Regions from separate parts of the Homo sapiens genome. Here region 1 is linked to region 2. A link is an interaction called in ENCODE POLR2A ChIA-PET data of the cell type or tissue named here. Cell type or tissue: MCF 10A. All regions are shown on one strand. Each heading gives the region's core, and the rest is flanking DNA. Links, peaks and the distances in the headings are about the cores only.

What was found. ChIA-PET counts read pairs that join two places held together with the same protein. Peaks named below come from ENCODE experiments on the same cell type or tissue, not always from the same donor. Only the 100,000 strongest peaks of a DNase experiment are listed, where the experiment ranks them.
Region 1: POLR2A ChIA-PET joins it to region 2 with 5 read pairs; 1 of 35 experiments calls an interaction of 5 or more read pairs at or near these places.

What each region holds. Positions count from the first base shown.
Region 1 is chr4:143,614,759-143,620,141 of GRCh38, forward strand. The region is part of intron 5 of FREM3 (FRAS1 related extracellular matrix 3); the gene reads right to left. Among named protein-coding and RNA genes, the nearest start is that of FREM3, 83 kb to the right of the region's middle. In MCF 10A, for the core only: no CTCF peak of the experiment used is centred there; a DNase peak (open chromatin) is centred at 2,223.
Region 2 is chr4:144,707,099-144,712,481 of GRCh38, forward strand. It overlaps HHIP (hedgehog interacting protein), which reads left to right. Exons shown (of 13, transcript NM_022475.3): 6 at 1-162; 7 at 1,070-1,213; 8 at 4,852-4,973. The region is part of intron 1 of LOC124900791 (a long non-coding RNA gene); the gene reads right to left. Among named protein-coding and RNA genes, the nearest start is that of HHIP, 64 kb to the left of the region's middle. In MCF 10A, for the core only: no CTCF peak of the experiment used is centred there; a DNase peak (open chromatin) is centred at 3,263.

The DNA of each region.
Region 1 (5,383 bases), core at 92-5,091, 1.1 Mb before region 2:
GCTGATTTGCAAACTTTGCTGATTTTTGTTGTATTAATATTCCCATCATAGCCAACTTCAACTATCAATGTGAAGTCACTGAGCATAGAGTAGGGAAGAGGTGCACAGAATCAGCTTTCAGGAGCAGTTACTAGCTGGATCCAGCATACCACTCTATCCATGATGATGATGGCATCGATTGCCCCTGTCCAGGCCTCCCTCACCTCACTGGCAGCCTGAGAATTTGTGAAGTTACTTTAAAAATTAATAACTTATTTACAAAAGAGTATTTATGGCTCAGTCTCTGTGGCTACATATTACATTTGCTTTACAAAAATCATAAATGTTAAAATCAGAGAGAAAGTCCTATTAAGGAACTACACTAAAGGGTAATTAAATCATTATATTATGTTGTTTGGTTACTTTATGAGGTGGCCAGGGCGTTTTATCAATGAGAAAATTGAGGCAGAGAATGCCCCATGATATCCAAGGAGTCAAAGACCCATCTCCTGATAGTCAGCCTGGGGCACTTTTTACTTTCTCACATTGTCTTTAGTTGTTTGTTTAGTTGATTATAAATTCTTTTAAACACACAATTTTCTTTTAATATGTACATTTTAGTAGGACAGCAAGACAAGCAATCACCCTCTTTAAAGTGCAGCAGCTAACACCTCATTGGAGCAGGAGGCTTTTGGACCCCAGGCACAAGTCACCTCATGCCCCAGGAGGGCTGATGATTGAAGGGTGGTGGGAGAACCAGAGGAGAGAGGAGGAGGGTAGCAAAGGCTCGGCTGGAGCAGCATGGGAGCGTCTATCTAGAGGGGACTTTGGTACTTTTGTTTCCAGCAGATTGGCCAGTCAGGTACTCTGGGATGCCCGTACAGTAAAAAACAACTAGAAAAAATAATGATTCTGGCTTTTCTGTTCTCATAGGGAATATCGTCAAGTGTAGGGAATATCGTCAAGTGTCAAAAAAAAAACAAAAACCCAAAAACCCACAAACAAAACAAAATTGAAATTAAAAATAACTAAAACAAACCATAAAAACCCTCCCCCAACCTGAAATCCCATAACCCATAGAAGGGATTCCCATTCAGAAGGTGGTATCCCCCCAAGAGCAGGTGCACTATCACCATTGCAGGTGGAGACAGGCCTTGGGCAAGGGCACCTCACAGAGCTGACTTGGAAGCTATGGTTATGCCTGAGGATACAGGGCAGCAGGAGTGTGTCTGGATCAGTAGTACCCTCTGAATCCTGGAGTAAGCAAAGCAAACCTTTCTTGGAGGAAAACATTTTCAAGTGAAGCCCTCAGATCTTTCACAGATTCAGATCAAATACATGTAAGATTTTAGATGCATAGAAAAAACATCTCTACAAAGACAACTTTTAGATGAAAAACAAAGTGCTTAACAATGGAAGCCAGAATATGTTGGAATAATAACTTTAAAATGCTAGGAGAGAATTACTACCAACCTAGAATTTCAAGACTGGAGTTGAAATAAAGACATGTTCTGATAAACAGAAAATGGTGAGAGTTTACGCCCAGAAAACCTTCAGTAAGGGGACTTTTAAACCATATGATTTGTACTTCAGGAACAGAAAACTATAATCCCCCCAAACCGTCTGAGATGCAAAGTTTAACTTCTATAACCTATGAACACATCTACAACTAAATAAATCAACACAGAGAATCTTTTTTAAAAGGAAAGAAAAAAGAAAGTCTTTCACCTGGACATGCTTGGAACCCTTTAAGAATTATCCACTTTTGGCCGGGCGCAGTGGCTCACACCTGTAATCCCAGCACTTTGGGAGGCCGAGGCGGACGGATCACGAGGTCAGGAGATTGAGACCATCCTGGCTAACACTATGAAACCCCGTCTCTACTAAAAAAATACAAAAAAGAAAATTAGCCGGGCGTGGTGGTGGGCACCTGTAGTCCCAGCTACACGGGAGGCTGAGGCCGGAGAATGGCGTGAACCCGGGAGGCGGAGCTTGCAGTGAGCCAAGACGGCGACACTGCACTCCAGCCTGGGCAACAGAGCGAGACTCCGTCTCAAAAAAAAAAAGGAAGAAAGAAAAAAGAATCATCTGTTTTCTACCTCCATCTTAGGGGATGACCCACAGAAAAAATCCAATCGGAGAAGTGGGGCGAGGTCCATGGCTTGTGGTTTACTACGCAGTTCTTTTTAACTGGATAGAGTAGATCATTAAAAACCGCAACGTATTTGACTTGGGCCTGACCAAAAACCACAGGATGATTCAATGCTGTACCTACTCATTTGGTTTTAGGTTCTGTGGTTTGCTATTCATTGGCTGTTCCTCCAATAAGGCAGTTTTTTAACAAGAGAGTGACTAATGAGAAGAAAAAGATGGATGAGATTTTTCTTAAGAATGAAATAATGCCGAGAAATGTCTAATTTCCAAGTCTTTACTTAAAGAATCTTTGCGCTTAAAACATTTCATTATAGAGCAAGAGTTTTCAGTTGGGCTGATTTTACCTGCTAGGGGACACTTGGCAATGTCTGGTGACATTTTTGGGGGTCACAGATGGAGGTGGTAGATGCGTCTAGATGCTAGATACTTGCATCTAGTATATAGAGACCAGGGATGCTGCTTAACATTTTACAAAGCATGGGACAGCCCCCACAATAAACAGTTATTCAAAACATTAATGGTGCCAAGGTTGAGAAGAGGAACAAGAATAAATTCTCCTCTGCCCTGGAAGACAGAGGATTTGGCAGTAAACAGATAATTTAAGATATTTAAAACCAACTACAAGGACAAACCTTTGTAATGCATCTTCAAGATCTTCATGTTTGTTGCGTTTGGCTATATATCCAGAGATAGGCTTATTGCCTATTCTTTAACTAAGATTTCCTCTTGAAAGCACCAGATATAGCCAGCTCCATATAATGTTAGCAACTCTTGGGTTTAAGCTAGTTTTACATTTGGGAAGGAAAAAGTGAAGAGGAGAAAAAACAAGCTAGGTGAGGTACTCCTTGAGGCCTTTCTCCTTAGCTAGCTGATCACTGAAAGGATGTGCCTAATTCTTTCTTCCATTGGTGCACTGGGGCTCTAGTTTGGGTCTTGCAATAATGGGCAAGTATGTGGGAGCTACGGGGTGTGGTTGAGGCTGGACAGACCAGCTATTGTAGAAAGTGTACTCATGCTTTGCTCTGGGCTTCAAGCTGGGCTTCTTCTGGTATTAGTGACACATTCTCTGTCTACAACCAAAGTGTCCAGCAGACAATGGTGCTAAAGTCTCTTAGATGTGAATGAAAGAGATGAGATGGTAAACAGCCCAGTTGAATAGATCATATGTAATTGCTACGCTAGAAAAATTCACCGAGTGTCTGTCTGTTCATCCCTTGGAAAGAGCTATGCTGCAGAAGGACCATCCAAATGAATAGCGAGGCTCAGTGTCTGGCACGGAGTCAGCTAGGATGGAGGAGTGCTGCTTCCCCAAGTAGGAGGGCTACACCTAACTTTAGCTTCTCATAAGATTCCCTTATGTAATCCAACTTCCCACATGATTTCCAGATGTGAAAGCTGGCATGCCTGGAAAACTCCCTGCATAGCTGGTGCACAACTCAGACTGCTTGACACCTGAGCCTTGACCCCGAGATCCCCACATAAGAAGGTATTTTCATGTTTGTGGTTAAAAAAAAGAAAAAGAAAAAGAAAAAATAGGATACAACAGGGTCGGGGCCCTTCCTGGAACACTAAGCCACTGTATGCAAGGTAGCATCTTGACTCTTGCATATCTCTTGGTGGAACTGAAACTGAGGGCTAAGCTGATTAAGTTTGCCAAACTTAACCTGCCTTGCTTGCTTTTAACAGCTTACTTATGGCTTATGGTAAAACTCCCATTAGCAGCCAAGTATGGTGGCACACACCTGTAGTCCCAGCACCTTGGGAAGCCAAGTCAGGAGAATCACTTGAAGTCAGGAGTTCGAGACCAGCCTGGGCAACATAGTGAGAACTTCGTCTCTACAAAAAATTTTAAAAATTATCCATGCATACAGGTTGGTGCCTGTAGTCCCAGCTACTCCAGAGGCTGAGGTGGAAAGATGGCTTGAGCCCAGGAGTTTGATCCTGCAGTGAGCTGTGATGGAGTCACTGCACTCCAGCCTGGGTGATAGAGTGAAACCCTGTCTCAAAATCCTCCCCCAACCTACCAAGAAACCAACAACAAAAAACTCCCACTAGCAAATCACTTAGCCAAACAATGCATAACTAAACTCCCACTAGCTTCCTTATAGATAACATCTCTAACTGTGGGGACTATAATAACATTGCTTAAAGTTGTTTTTCAGGAACTAGGGGGCAGCTCTTGTCCAGTTCAAGCTGTCGAGACCACTGACCTTTAACTGGGCCTGCTTGAGTGCCCAAAGAGTGATCTTTTGATGTCAGAGGGCCAAAAGCTCCAACCTCAGATTATGCTAACACTGCCATTTTGTGCATATGTGTCCTATGAATTACCATGTAGCTTGATTAGTTTTGCACAGAAACCCCAATTACCTCACCTTTCCTACTTGCCAATCACCTTTCCCCATGCTTTAGAAGACCCTGCTTTCTATTTCATAAGTACTCCCAAATTTTGATTCGTTCTCTTGTATCTTTGTATGGCAGCCTTGTGAAGGAAATTTTTTCTCTTTTGCAAAACCTGTCACCACAGTGATTGTCTTGCTGTGCGCAAGCAGAATGAACCTGGCCAGTAACAGAATTATAAGTGTGAACGTTGTAAATCTTCTCATACTCATATCGTGTGCCATTGTGGTATTTGTCCTCACCTACTCCCCATGTATAGGATGAAAGTTCAATTCGGTTATTTAAACATCTCTGGAAGTCATGTTAAAGTAAATGTTTAACAATTACTTATTTTCATAAATAAAATGAACATGAGCTACATACACAGTGCAGTGGAAAGCAGACTCATGCTTTGTATGTTACTAATAATTCACAAATACTAAACATGACTACAGGTAAGTGAAGGAGGCAACTAGTTTTATGCTGTGTTTTGCTGGGGACCTCAAGGCCCTACTATTAAAGTTTCCATCTGCCAAGGTACTGCCTGCCCCTACTAAATGATTAGTGCACCATCAGTGTTTACAAACAATGTTGTGGGGGTATTATTTAAAAAAAAAACCAAAACATTGTTTGGGAGAGGAAGAAAAGCTGGAGGAATAAATTCTCCCTTGCTGACATATCAACAAGTAGGAGCACTGATTTTGAGAGACTGAATATACAGATGGAAAATGGCCATACCATACATAAAAAGAGAACTCTGACCCACAATCTGCAGCAATTAGTCCAGGAAGCCAAGCCACCACCTCTGTAGCAATCAGCAATCAAATGGTCAAGACTTACTAAATAACTGCCAGCTTCCCTAATTTCTGCTCCC
Region 2 (5,383 bases), core at 171-5,170:
CCAAGTTGATTTGAGAACAGCCAGAGTCTTTCTTGAAGTTGCAGAACTCCACAGAAAGCATCTGGGAGGACAACTGCTCTTTGGCCCTGACGGCTTTTTGTACATCATTCTTGGTGATGGGATGATTACACTGGATGATATGGAAGAAATGGATGGGTTAAGGTAAAAGGCTGATCACAGATGGGTTCCTCTCAAGGTTAAAATAGTTTAAGTGCCAGAAGAAAAGGTGGGCACCAGTGAATTAAGAACCATCTTTGAATGGTCACCTTGGTTAAATACTTAACTTTTGTCATCAGTGTCTGCATTTATGAAATGAAGAGGAATTCACTAATATGCTACGTGATCTTTTGTTTGTCATGAAAAGAGTTACTGTTGTGTAGTTCTCTGTTCCAGGGCTGCCTCTGCTCCACAAAGCACTGAGAAGCAGTGGCCCTGTACAACCATACTGCCTCTCAACACTGTGTAATAGGCTAACACCGCCCAGCGAACCTTCCTGGGAGATATAGAATACATAGGTTTAGGCTGACAAAAATTAAGAGAACAGAGGCAAAAAAAAAAAAGCAGTGTACTACTGATGCCACAGTCCTCAGCCACCATCACACAGTGTCTTGGTTCAGTTGCTTGTCTGGAACGGCCCAGTTTCATTTTCCACAATAAGGAATTTATTTTATTTAATTATTCCTTTATTTATTCAGACAAGGTCTCACTCTATTGCTCAGGCCAGCATGTAGCAGCACCATTATGGCTCACTGTGGCTTCAAACCCCTGGGCTCAAGAGATCCGCCTGGCCGCATGCCACCACATCTGGCTCATTTTAAAATTTTTTGTAGAGATGGAGTCTCGCTATGTTGCCAGGCTGGCCTTGAACTCTTGGCATTAAACAATCCTCTCACCTTGGCTTCCCAAAGTGCTGGGATTACAGACGTGAGCCACTGCATCCAGCCACTTTAATATTTTATTTCAACTAAGGGGATGATTTTTTCATCAATAGAGCAACCTCACCATATTTAATATAGGTGAAATATATAATGAAAATGTAAAACACATACTCTGTCCCCCAATTTCTCAGTGATTTCACAGGCTCAGTGCTACGGCTGGATGTGGACACAGACATGTGCAACGTGCCTTATTCCATACCAAGGAGCAACCCACACTTCAACAGCACCAACCAGCCCCCCGAAGTGTTTGCTCATGGGCTCCACGATCCAGGCAGGTGAGAACACAAGTCTGTCTTCTCACTGGCTTTTAAGCCAGGCGGGGATCCGAGAACTGGGAAAATATAGCATAGAGCATATACCATCACAGAGCAGCCAAAGGTAGTATCTAAGGCCATGCCTCTAAAGTCACAACAGGTCATTACTCAAGTGAGTATTTAGCACACTGTCTTCTATTACTGTGAGAAGCAGATTGAGAAGGCAGATTAGACAACGAAAAGGACAAATTCATGGAGAAAATTTCACCTTAAAATGTGGAGAGGTTATTATCAGATAAACACTATTGGACTAGTATAATGACCAAGACTTTAATCTGAACAGTTTAGAGAGATCAACTTTTTGATTTGTCTCCTTAAATCCCACTAAGTCTTAAGTTCTTTATATATTACATGGCGGTGATAATAACTGCCTTGCTATGATTAAATAAAAATCTGTAAGTAAAGTACCAAATAGTGTGTCTGACTCCTGGTAGGTTTTAAATGAATTGCAATTCTTGTTATCATAGCTTCACTTAAATATGATGCTGCAGTGTTAATTTGCAAGGAGTTGAGCTAAATATTAACTTTTATTTCACTTTGAAAACATTGCAAATACTAAAGGACTCCATATTAACTGTTGGTACTACCATGAACCAAAACAAAGGAAAACTAAAAAGTATGTAGGGTGGGAAATTTGGGGTACATTTTGTAAAAATGCTATGAAGTATAATACAGCAATTTCAGTAACGAAAGCTTCATCCAGTCTATGGTCTATTATTCATACTCAGGGATATCTGGCCACATCCATTTATTCACTAAGTAGGTTATTATTACCATTTAATGTTTATTGAGTGTTCACTATGTGCAAGGTGAATATTTCTCAAACTTTTTATTTTTATAATCCCTCATGCCCTTCATCTCTCCTCCATCAAACCCAAGTCTACAGTTCATTTCCTTTTTGGCATCTCAGCAGATCTTAAAATCTGTGAGACAGGGAATACTTAAGGTGGGTTCAGGATGTGGAGGAAACTGTCACATTCCATTCCTAGAGCTCAGAACTCACAGATACCACCACAAAGCAACACTTTGAAGTCAGGCAGCCTGAGTCACCACAATCCCGCTGGAGCTTTCTCACAACCTTCCTGGGGGTCCTGAACCTCAATGCAAAAACATGGGATGAGGTGCTTTACAGACCAGATGTGTGGCAAGATGCCTGTGCTGCGGAGCCTCCCCACCTCTGGTGGCAGAGGGCTGAAGGAAAAGTTGGTGTTTATATTCCACCTCCCTCCAAAAGTATTCTAAGCAGAAGACGATTTAATAAAGCAGAAAGAAAACTAAATTAATTATTGGCTAAAAATAAAGGGAACTTTTATTAAGCACTTGCTGTGGGGTGCTGAACTAAGTATCTTGTGTACTTTATCTCCTCTCTGCTTCTCAGCAAGGCTCACCATCAGCCCCACTTCTCCCACTCCCCTTTTATTAATAGACTAGTTAAAGGACAGTGATAGATGCACAGCAAAATTGAGAAAAAGGTATAGACATTTTTATATTACCCGTACCTCCACACATGCATAGTCTCTCGCATTATGATCATCCCCCATAGAGAAACATTTGTTATAGTTGATGAACTGACATTGACACGTCATAATCACCCAGAGCCCATGGTTTACATTAGGGTTCACTCTTGGTGTTGTGAATTCTGTAGGTTTAGACAAATGGATAATGACATGTATCCACCATTATAGTATCACCCAGAGAGTTTCACTGGCAGGGCCCTTTTTCACATGAGAAACTGAAGGTTACAAGGGTCAAGCAGTTCTTAGTGGACCTGGTATTCAGCCAGAGCCATAGCTCCAAGCCCCCAGCAACTCTACCTGGCCTGCTTTCCAGATTTGCTGTTTCTTGTTGGAAACAAGTCAAACCTCTTTTTCTCATAGTTTCTCTATCTTCAAAGAAAGGTAATAGAGGAAAATGTTCTCTCCACTATGGATTTAGTTCCACCTTAAGTCACAGCATGACTGTATCATGATCCCTGCCAGGCATTGTCTTCTGTGAATCATTGAACTAGAGAGGACAATAAAGGGACTGTTGCCACAGAACAACTAACCCATCTTTGGCAGGTCACGCTTATGGTTTCCCTATCATGAATGAGATCATTGGGAGCCAAGAGTTTATGTTTTGTTTTTTGTTTGTTCTTTTATAATTTCTACATGACTCTTACGTCTCTTAAGAACCAGCACCAACTCTCAATTTTTTATTTTATTTTTTAAATTTCTTTATTAGCTCCAATGGTTTCATTTTGTTTTTAAGTAATTAATATATTTTGTTGGCCTAGAACAGTGATTCTCAATGGGATAATTTTACCCCCAGGGGACATTTGGCTATGTCTGGGAACATTTTTGGTTTTCACAATTAGAGTGTGATGGGGGTGAGGGAGTGATGCTACTGGCATTTTGCCTGTAGAGGCCAGAGATGCTGCTAAACACCCTACAGTTGGCAGCACAGCCTCCCCAGACAAAAAATTACCTGGCCCAAAATGTCAGCAGTGCCAAGATAGAGAAACCTAAAAACAATGCAAGCCTGTTTTCCACACTTTTGATAACTTCCAAAATTGTATTATATAACTTCATTCTTCCCCCAACCCAAGCTCCTCATACCCAGTCCCTCAGTGATTGAAACATTCCACAAACCTTGAACCCCTCTTATATTCCTGGCTTTGAACCAGATAACAGGAAGATAGTGATGAAGTTGCAAGTCCTCCCCTTATGGAGCTTCCTGTCAGTGGCTTAAGTCACAGAGATACTCTGGCCCCCAGATTAGGGATGGAAAACATGAAAACAGAGTCAACGTAAAAGACCTCGATATTTGTAGGGACCAGCTTTACTATATTCCTGGAATTAAAGCACATGTTTTCCTGTGTTAGAGCAGCCTAAGTTTTAGAATGCAGCAATTTCATGTAAGAAACCCAAAATTAATGTTATAACTAGTACTGTTTTGTGTGGCACAGAGATGAGTTGATGGTAACACTGTTGTTTTTTTTATGTTATTTTACCTTAAGTTCTGGGATACATGTGCTGAACTTGCAGGTTTCTTACATAGGTTTACATGTGCCATGGTAGTTTGCTGCACCTATCAACCCGTCATCTAGGTTTTAAGCCCGTATGCGTTAGGTATTTGTCCTAAGGCTCTTCGTCCCCCTGCACCCCGCCCCCCAACAGGCCCCAGTGTGTGATGTTTCCCTCCCTGTGTCCATGTGTTCTCATTGTTCAACTCCCACTTATGAGTAAGAACAGGCGGTGTTTGGTTTTCTGTTCCTGGATGGTGACACCGATTCTTATTCACAATACTTTACCAGTGTATTATACATGTGATATTCCTTAAGAACAGACTAACAATTGTTTTAAGACAGTGTGCATATTTATAACATAAGAAATTATAAATCATAAGAGAAATTAAGAAATATATTCCAGAGATTAAGCTTCAACCAAGTAAGCAAACACATCGGACTACTTCCTTCAGTGCTTTCTAGAAGATCCAAACTAAATTGCCATAGGATCCTTGCCAGTCCACAAAGGGCTCCTTCCTATGTCAGGAATCTCCAGTCTGAGCTTGGAAAAGATCACGGTAGGAATTAATGTGTATCCCCTCTTGTTATGCAGATGTGCTGTGGATAGACATCCCACTGATATAAACATCAATTTAACGATACTGTGTTCAGACTCCAATGGAAAAAACAGATCATCAGCCAGAATTCTACAGATAATAAAGGGGAAAGATTATGGTATGTAGAGCATAATTTGCTGATTTTGCTTTAGTTCAAGTTTTGTCTTAGTATATTTAGTAATTGAAGAGAAAGGGATTTCTGAAAAATGAGCATTTGGGAAAGCATAAAAACACTGGCCTAACAATCATGCAGGAGTAAATTGCTCACTTTTTAAAGCTCCAGTGACTCTTACAAGCCCTGAGGGTTCCATCTGGTTAATTACCATGGATTGAAAGGTTCTCAGTAGGTCCAAAAAATTTAACCGTCCTTCAAAAGTTAGCAGCTTATATTTTGTTCATCAGAGAATCAAGATGAATAAGTTCTATTCAGTAGGGGAGAGCAGCTTGTCTTAACATCTTATATACAGAGAAAAAACAAGTGTTAAAAGTAAGACATTTCTCAATATCCAACATGCCTGTCTCAGCAGT